Regions from separate parts of the Homo sapiens genome. Here region 1 is linked to region 2. Evidence: read pairs that join two places in POLR2A ChIA-PET (ENCODE). Cell type or tissue: K562. All regions are shown on one strand. Links, peaks and the distances in the headings refer to the core of each region. The heading gives the core; the rest is flanking DNA.

Region 1 (4,387 bases), core at 96-4,095, 110 kb after region 2:
AAGCTACTGTTAAAAATGCACTCCTGGCCGGGCGTGGTGGCTCACACCTGTAATCCCAGCACTTTGGGAGGCTGAGGCAGGCTGATCACTTGAGGTTAGGAGTTCAAGACCAGCCTGGCCAACATGGTGAAACCTCGTCTCTACTAAAAATACAAAAATTCACTTTGGGAGGCCAAGGGGGGCGGATCATGAGGTCAGGAGTTTGAGAACACCCTGGCCAATATGGTGAAACCCTGTCTCTACTAAAAAAAATAGAAAAAATTAGTCAGGCATGGTGACATGCGCCTGTAGTCCCAGCTACTCAGGAGGCTGAGGCAGGAGACAGAGGTTGCAGTGAGCCGAGATCACGCCATGCACTCCAGCCTGGGCGACAGAGTGAGACTCTGTCTCCAAAAAAAAAAAAAAAAAATTAGCGGGGTACGGTAGCAGATGCCTCTAATCCTGTAATCAGGAGGCTGAGGCAGAAGAATTGCTTGAACCTGGGAGGCTGGGTTTGCGGTGAGCTGAGATTGTGCCACTGCACTCCAGCATGGGTGACAGAGTGAGACTCTGTCTGCAAAAAAAAAAAAAAAGCACTCCCAACTGGACGCAGTGGCTCACACCTCTAATCCCAGCACTTTGGGAGGCCGAGGCTGGCCAACACAGTGAGACCCTACCTCTAAAAAAAAATGCATTCCTGTTCCTAGAATTAATCACAATAGCCAAAAGGCAGAAGCGATCCAAGTGTCCAACGACAGATAAATGGATAAACAAAATGTGCTACATACGTACAATGGAATGTTCTTCAGCCTTAAGAAGGAAGGATGTTCCAACACAGGCTACAACACAGATCAACCTTGAGGACGTTATGTTGAGTGAAATAAGCCAGCCACAAAAAAACACAAACTGTGTGATTCTACTTATGTGAAGTCCCTAGTGTTGTCAAATTCATAGAGACAGAAAGTAGAATGGAGGTTGCCAGGGGCTGGGAGAAAGAGGAACGGAAAGTTGATATTTCTTGGGGACGAAGTTTCAGTTTTGCAGATGAAAAGAGTTCTGGGCTGGGCGCAGTGGCTCACACCTGCAATCCCAGCACTTTGTTAGGCCGAGGCAGGTGGATCACCTGAGGTCAGGAGTTCCAGACCAGCCTGGGCAATACGGTGAAACCCTGTTCTACTAAAAGTACAAAGATTAGCCAGGCATGGTGGTGGGCACCTGTAATCACAGCTACTCAGGAGGCTGAGGCAGGAGAATCGCTTGAACCCAGGAGGCGGAGGTTGCAGTGAGCCGAAATCACACCACTGCACTCCAGCCTGGGCGATAAGAGCAAGACTCCATCTCAAAAAAAAAAAAAAAGAAAAAGAAAAGAGTTCTGAAGATAGATGGTGGTGAAGGCTGCAAAACAATTTGAACAGACCTAATGCCACTGAGCTGTACACTTATGAATGATTAAAATGGTCTATTTTGGCTGGGCACGGTAGATCACTTGAGGTCAGGAGTTCGAGACCAGGCTGGCCAACATGCTGAAATCCCGTCTCTACTAAAAATACAAAAATTAGCTGGGCGTAGTGGCAGGCACCTGTAATCCCAGCTACTCGGGAGGCTGAGGCAGGAGAATCGCTTGAACCTGGGAGGCAGAGGTTGCAGTGAGCCGAGATCATACCATTGCACTCCAGCCTGGGTGACAGAGCCAGACCCTGTCTTAAAAAAAAAAAAATTAATAATAAAATAAAATGGTCAATTTTATAAAATGTTACATAGGCTTTACCATAATTTTAAAAATGCATTCCCCTACTTATGCATCATATAATGTTAACAGTTAGCAAAATTGGGGCCGCCGCAGGAGGAATGATTAGGAACATGATTTTGCTAATTTTCCTGTTCATCTCATTGAAAAGCTCACTCATTAGAGTAACACCTGCTTAATGGGCATCTCCTGCCCAGCCCCTGAGTACCCAGACTCAGGGAACCTGCAGGCAGCTCAGACAACCTCACTGTCCGGAAGTACCCAGCAATTCCTAAGATCTAGGGGGGCCCCACAGCAGCAGGCAGGATGACAACAGGGTGAGCCTGCTCATTCATTCCCCCGCACAGATGGAGAAGCGGGTCAGGGTCTCTTTGCCCACTGGGGGCCTAGTCTCCTATTTCAGAAGGAAACGCCCACTCTGTCCTCACACAGTGCTTACACTTGCTTGGAAAAGTTTTCCGTTTTTTTGGTTTTTCAGGGCAGGAAGCAAACTTGCATAAGGAACCCCGCTTTGGCCTTGCCCCCTCTTTCGTTTGCAAAGAGCTGAAGGTCTGGTTTGGGGGAGCAGGACTGAGCAGCAAAATAGCCCTCCTCTTCCTGACCCCAGCCTTGGGGTTTTCTTTCCTTTCCCAGTCCTGAAACTCCCAGGCCCTGGCTCAGGCAAAGACAGGTGAGGAGCCTCCCAGGCTGGCAGACAGCACTGCGTCACGCGGGGCATGGCTCAGGGCCAGGGCCAAATCGTCACCAGGCTGCGTGGATCCCTCCACCTGGGGGTTGCAGCGGGTGCAGCAGCCCAGGGTCCACTGTCAGCCCCAGCTACTCGCACTGTGGTCCAGTCACAGACGCGCTGAGCTCTACCAGCTCTTCAGCAGCCCACAGACAATCCGCCAACATCTGCCTGCCCGGTTTTTGTGATGATTAAATGTACTGATACTCACTGCCTGGTGCAGCCAACAGCAGTCAGTGGAAGCTTCTGGAGACCCTTTGAGGGTGGCATCAGCAGTTAGAAGTGTGCCTCTCCCAGACCAGGTAGCCCTGATTTGACCCAAAGCCCTAATTTGACCTGAAGCCTTTTCTGACCTTTTTTTTTTTTTTTGAGACAGAGTCTCACTCTGTCACTCAGGCTGGAGTGCAGTGGCGGGATCTCTGCTCACTGCAGCCTCGGCCTCCCAGGTTCAAGTGATTCTTCTGCCTCAGCCTCCTGAGTAGGTAGGACCACAGGCACCCACCACCACGCCCAGCTAATTTTGTACTTTTAGTAGAGACGGGGTTTCACCATGTTGGCCAGGCTGGTCTCAAACTCCTGACCTCAGGTGATCTGCCTGCCTTGGCCTCCCGAAGTGTCTGGGATTACAGGCGTGAGCCACCGTCCCCAGCCGAATTATTTTTATATGAACTTGTTTCTCTTCTCTATTAAATTTCTATTGAGTTTTTTAGTGCTTTTTGTCCACCATTCTTTTGATTACAGATTTTATTGGTATTTTTCTTCTGTTTCTTCTTGGTACTTATTGGGGATTTAAACATTCTAATTCTGTTCTCTTAGTAGTTGTCCTTGAAATTTTCCGATTATTTTTAACTTAAAAGTCTAAAGTTAAGCAATATCTTAACCACCTTTCTCCTTTTTTTTGAGACAGAGTTTCACTCTTCCTGGCCAGGCCGGAGTGCAATGGCATGATCTCAGCTCACTGCAACCTCTGCCTCCTGGGTTCAAGCGATTCTCCTGCCTCAGCTTCCCAAGTAGCTGGGATTACAGGCATGTGCCACCATGCCGGACTAATTATTTAGTAGAGATGGGGTTTCACCGTGTTATTCAGGTTGGTCTCGAACTCCTGACCTCAGGTAACCCACCCACCTCAGCCTCTCACAGTGCTGGGATTACAGGCGTGAGCCACCATGCCCGGCCTAATTTTTATATTTTTTTAGTAGAGACGGAGTTTCACCATGTTGGCCAGGCTGGTCTCAAACCCCTGACCTCAGGTGACTGCCCGCCTCGGCCTCCCAAAGTGCTGGGATTACAGGCGTGAGCCACCGCACCTGGCTGTAAACAACCTGAGATTTTCAATGCTGAGACGGCAGAGCCTTGAACCACGCTCAGGGCCCTTCTGAGTGCAGGCCCCGGACAGCTGTCCAGTCTAGGAGCCCAGCAGGCCGTTCACCTCCATGGCTGTGGGCAGAGGCAGGCAGAGCCACCTGTCACACTCCCATCCTCCTAGGGACCCCAAAGGACAGCAGGCAAGTCCAGGCTGGAACCCAGGCGTCAGAATGCTTCCCGGGCTGAAGTGGCTTCCTCAGCCTCCCGCAGCGTCCCTGTCCTGAGTCCCATCATCACCCACCCAACAAACATCTGCAGGGCACCTGCTTTCCATGTCTCACGAAGCCCTGACATGGGTGGACAGAGCCACTGGCCTGGCTGGCAACGGGGAGGCCTGTGTCTCCGGGACACAGCGCCATCCTGGACTCTCCCTCGCCCCTCCAGGCTGTGCCCCTTCTCCTCCTCTGCCTCCACCATGGCCTTACCCCTCCCTGGTCTCCCAGCCTCCTGCAATCTGTTCCCCTCCCAGAAGCAGCCCGAAGGATCTTCTAAAAACACAAATCCGATGGCATGGCTCCAACCCTGTTAAACCGGCCATGACTCCCCTATGCCCTTAAAACCGACGCAAT
Region 2 (4,387 bases), core at 67-4,066:
CACCGCGCCTGTTCCGTTGTATCATTCTTATCCCTTTGCATCCTCATAGTTTAGCTCCTGCTCATAAATGAGAACAAATGGTGTTTGGTTTTCAATTCCTGAGTTACTTCACTTAGAATAATGGTCTCCAGCTCCATCTAGGTTGCTGCAAATGCCATTATTTCATTCCTTTTTATGGCTGAGTAGTAGTAGTTGTGTGTGTGTGTGTGTGCGCACGCGCACGCTCGCGTGTGTGTCACATTTTCTTTATCCACTCGTTGATTGATGGGCATTTGGGCTCGTTCCATATTTTTGCAATTGTGAATTGTGCTGCTGTAAACATGCGTGTGCAAGTGTCTTTTTCATGTAATGACTTCTTTTCCTCTGGGTAGATACACAGTAGTAGGATTGCTGGATCAAATGGTAGGTACTTTTAGTTCTTTAAGAAATCTCCATATTGTTTTCTGTAGTGGTTGTACTAGTTTACATTCCCAACAGCAGTGTAAAAGTGTTCCCTTTTCACCACATCCACACCAACATCTATTATTTTTTGATTTTTAAATTACGGCCATTCTTGCAGAAGTAAGACGGTATTGCATTGTGGTTTTGATTTGCATTTGCCTGATAATTAGTGATGTTAAGCATTTTTTTGGATGTTTGTCAACCATTTGTATATCTTTTAAGAATTGTCTGTTCATGTCCTTAGCCCACTTTTTGATGGGATTGTTTGTTTTGTTCTTGCTGATATGTTTGAGTTCCTTATAGATTCTGGATATTAGTCCATTGTCGAATGCATAGTTTGTGAAAATTTTCTCCCACTCTGTGAGTTGTCTGTTTACTCTGCTGATTATTTCTTTTGCTGTGCAGAAGCTTAATTAAGTCCCATCTATTTACCTTTTTGTTGCATTCGCTTTTGGATTCTTGGTCATGAACTCCTTGCCTAAGTCAATGTCTGTAAGAGTTTTTCTGATGTTATCTTCTAGAATTTTTATGGTTTCAAGTCTTAGATTTAAGTCTTCGATCCATCTTGAGTTGATTTTTGTATAAGGTGAGAGATGAGGATCCAGTTTCATTCTTTTACATGTGGCTTGCCAATTATCCCAGCACTATTTGTTGAATAGGGTGTCCTTCCCCCACTTTATGTTTTTTGTTTGCTTTGTTGAAGATCAGTTGGCTCTAATAATTTGGCTTTATTTCTGGGTTCTCTATTCTTTTCCATTGGTCTGTCTGCCTATTTTTGTACCTGTACCATGGTGTTTTGGTGACTATAGGCTTGTAGTATAGTTTGAAGTCAGATAACGTGATACCTCCAGATTTGTTCTTTTTGCTTATTCTTGCTTTGACTATGTGGGCTCTTTTTAGTTTTATATGAATTTTAGGATTGTTTTTTCTAGTTCTGTGAAGAATGATGATGGTATTTTGATGAGAATTGCATTGAATTTGTAAATTGTTTTTGACAGCATGGTCATTTTCACAATATTGATTCTACCCATCCATGAGCATGGGATGTATTTCTGTCTTTTTTTTTTTTTTTTTTTTGAGACGGAGTCTTGCTCTGTCACCCAGGCTGGAGTACAGTGGCACGATCTCGGCTCACTGCAAGCTCCACCTCCCGGGTTCACGCCATCCTCCTGCCTCAGCCTCCTGAGTAGCTGGAACTACAGGCGCCTGCCACCACGCCCGGCTAATTTTTTGTATTTTCAGTAGAGACGGGGTTTCACTGTGTTAGCCAGGATGGTCTCGATCTCCTGACCTCATGATCCACCCGCCTAGGCCTCCCAAAGTGCTGGGATTACAAGCATGAGCCACTGCGCCCGGCTGAGCATGGGATGTATTTCTATTTGTTTGTGTCGTTTCCATTTGTGTCGTCTATGATTTCTTTCAGCAGTGTTTTGTAGTTTTCCTTGTAGAGGTCTTTTGCCTCCTTGGTTAGGTATATTCCTAAGTTTTTTTTTTTTTGTTCTTTTTTTTTTTGCAGCTATTATAAAAGGGGTTGTTGTTTATTTGATTCTCAGCTTGGTCGCTGTTGGTGTATAGCAGTGCTACTGATTTGTGTACATTGATTTTGTATCCTGAAAGTTTACTGAATTCGTTTATCAGATCTAGGACCTTTTTGGATGAGTCTTTAGGGTTTTTTAGGTACATGATCATAACATCGGCAAACAGCGACAGTTTGACTTTCTCTTTATCAGTTTGGACGCGCTTTATTTTTTCTCTTGTCTGTGCCAGCTACACAAATAATTTTGAAAATACATTTAAACATAATAAGATCTCTCTACAGATGTAAACTGCTTTTCCTAGTGTATAGCACATTATCTCCATTTGTAGACATACTTAATTGAATGCCTCAGTTTTATTTTATTTTTTTTTAGGAGACAGAGTTTTGCTATGTAGCCCAGGAGTGCAAAGGCTATTCACAGGCATGATTATGGTGCACAAAAGCCTCGAATTCCTGGGCCCAGGTGATCCTCCTAACTCATCCTCCTGAGTAGCTGGGTCTACAAGTGTACGCTACCACGTTTAGCTCTGTTTTTTTTTTTGTTTTGTTTTGTTTTTTAATTTTGGACACGGTCTTTCTCTGTTGCTTGGGCCAGAGTGTGTGGTGCGGTGGCACGATCCTAGCTCACTGCAGCCTCGAACTCGGGCTCAAGTGATCCTTCTGCTTCAGCCTCCTAAGTAGCTAGGACTACAGGCACACGCCACCATGTCTGGCTAATTTTTAAAATTTTTGTAGAGATGGGGCCTTGCTGTGTTGCCCAAGCAGGTCTCGAACACCTGGGCCCTAGCACTCCTACTGACTTGGCCTCCCAAAGTGTGAGATTACAGGTGTGAGCCACTGTGTCTGGCGTTTTTTTTTTTTTTTTTTTTTTTGAGAGAGAGTCTCACTCTGTTGCCCAGGCTGGAGTGCAGTGGTGCGATCTCAGCTCACTGCAACCTCAGCCTCCTGGGTTCATGTAGTTCTCCTGCCTCAGCCACCTGAGTAGCTGGAATTACAGGCGTGCACCACCACTCCCAGCTAATTTTTGTTTTTTGTTTTTTGTGTTTTGTTTTGGAGACAGGGTCTCACTCTTTCACCCAGGTTGGAGTGCAGTGGCATGATCTCAGCTCACTGCGACTTCCACCTCCCAGGTTCAAGAGATTCTCCTGCCTCAGCCTCTGGAGTAGCTGGGATTACAGGCGCGCGCCACCACACCCGGGTAATTCTTGTATTTTTAGTAGAGATGGGGTTTCACCGTGTTGACCAGGCTGGTTTCAAACTCCTGGCCTCAAGTGATCCACCTGCTTTGGCCTCCCAAAGTACTGGGATTACAGGCATGAGCCACTGCACCCAGCTCTAATTTTTGTATTTTTAGTAGAGATGGGGTTTCACCATGTTGGCCAGGCTGGTCTCGAGCTCCTGACCTCGAGTAATACACCCGTCCTGGCCTCCCAAAGTGCTGGGATTACATGCATGAGCCACCATGCCCGGCCTGATTTTTTGTTTAGAGACAGTGTCTTGCTCTGTTGCCCAGGCCGGAGTGCAGTGGCGTGATCTCAGCTCACTGCAGCCTCCGCCTCCTGTGTTCAAGTGATTCTTGTGCCTCAGCCTCCCAAGTACCTGGGATTATAGGCATGCATCACCCTGCCCAGCTAATTTTTGTATTTTTAGTCAAGGCGGGATTTCACCATGTTAGCCAGGCTGGTCTGGAAGTCCTGGCCTCAGGTGATCTGCCCACCTTGGCTTCCCAAAGTGCTGAGATTACAGGTGTGAGCCACAGCGCCCAGCCACCTGGCCTGTTTTTAATTTTTGAGAATCAAGTTGCATAGCCATGAAGGTTAACAGTCGCCCAAAATTTAAATAAAATTATTGCAGGCCTATAATAAGTTAAATAGCTAAAATTTTAAATAATGACAGATTCAGTTTTTAGTGCTGATAGTGTTCTTTGATTTTGCAAACAAATGAGTATTTCTCAAATGGGAAGATGACTTATATGTTCTATGCTGTGAATAGATAGGTTTAGAATTACTTTCAGCACCGTTTTGTCTCCATTACAGTTAATTTTATGGGTGGGAGAGCAAAATCTAAATGGATGCACTGTCTGAGTACCAGAATGGAATGGAAAATTCCCAGACCATGGAACTGAGAAATGAGAATTAAGCAAGAACATTTGTTCCCTGGGGGCCTAGGCAGCCATACCCATTCTGTTTCCCTTTTCATTGTACCACCTCTCTGCCACCTCTGCCTCCTGGGTTCAAGTGATTCCCCTGCCTCAGCCTCCTGAGTAGCTGGGATTACAGGCACCTGCCACCCTGCCTGGCTAATTTTTGTGTTTTTAGTAGAGACGGGGTTTTACCATGTTGGCCAGGCTGATCTTGAGCTCCTGACCTCAAGTGATCTGCTTGCCTCAGCCTCCCAAAGTGAGGAGCC

Evidence for each region. Peaks named below come from ENCODE experiments on the same cell type or tissue, not always from the same donor. Only the 100,000 strongest peaks of a DNase experiment are listed, where the experiment ranks them.
Region 1: POLR2A ChIA-PET joins it to region 2 with 5 read pairs; 3 of 35 experiments call an interaction of 5 or more read pairs at or near these places.

The regions. Positions count from the first base shown.
Region 1 is chr9:131,261,920-131,266,306 of GRCh38, forward strand. All of the region lies in intron 1 of FAM78A (family with sequence similarity 78 member A), which reads right to left. Among named protein-coding and RNA genes, the nearest start is that of FAM78A, 12 kb to the right of the region's middle. RefSeq lists an enhancer at 784-833. In K562, for the core only: no CTCF peak of the experiment used is centred there; DNase peaks (open chromatin) are centred at 1,942, 2,472 and 3,984.
Region 2 is chr9:131,154,633-131,159,019 of GRCh38, forward strand. The region is part of intron 17 of NUP214 (nucleoporin 214); the gene reads left to right. Among named protein-coding and RNA genes, the nearest start is that of NUP214, 31 kb to the left of the region's middle. In K562, for the core only: no CTCF peak of the experiment used is centred there; no DNase peak of the experiment used is centred there.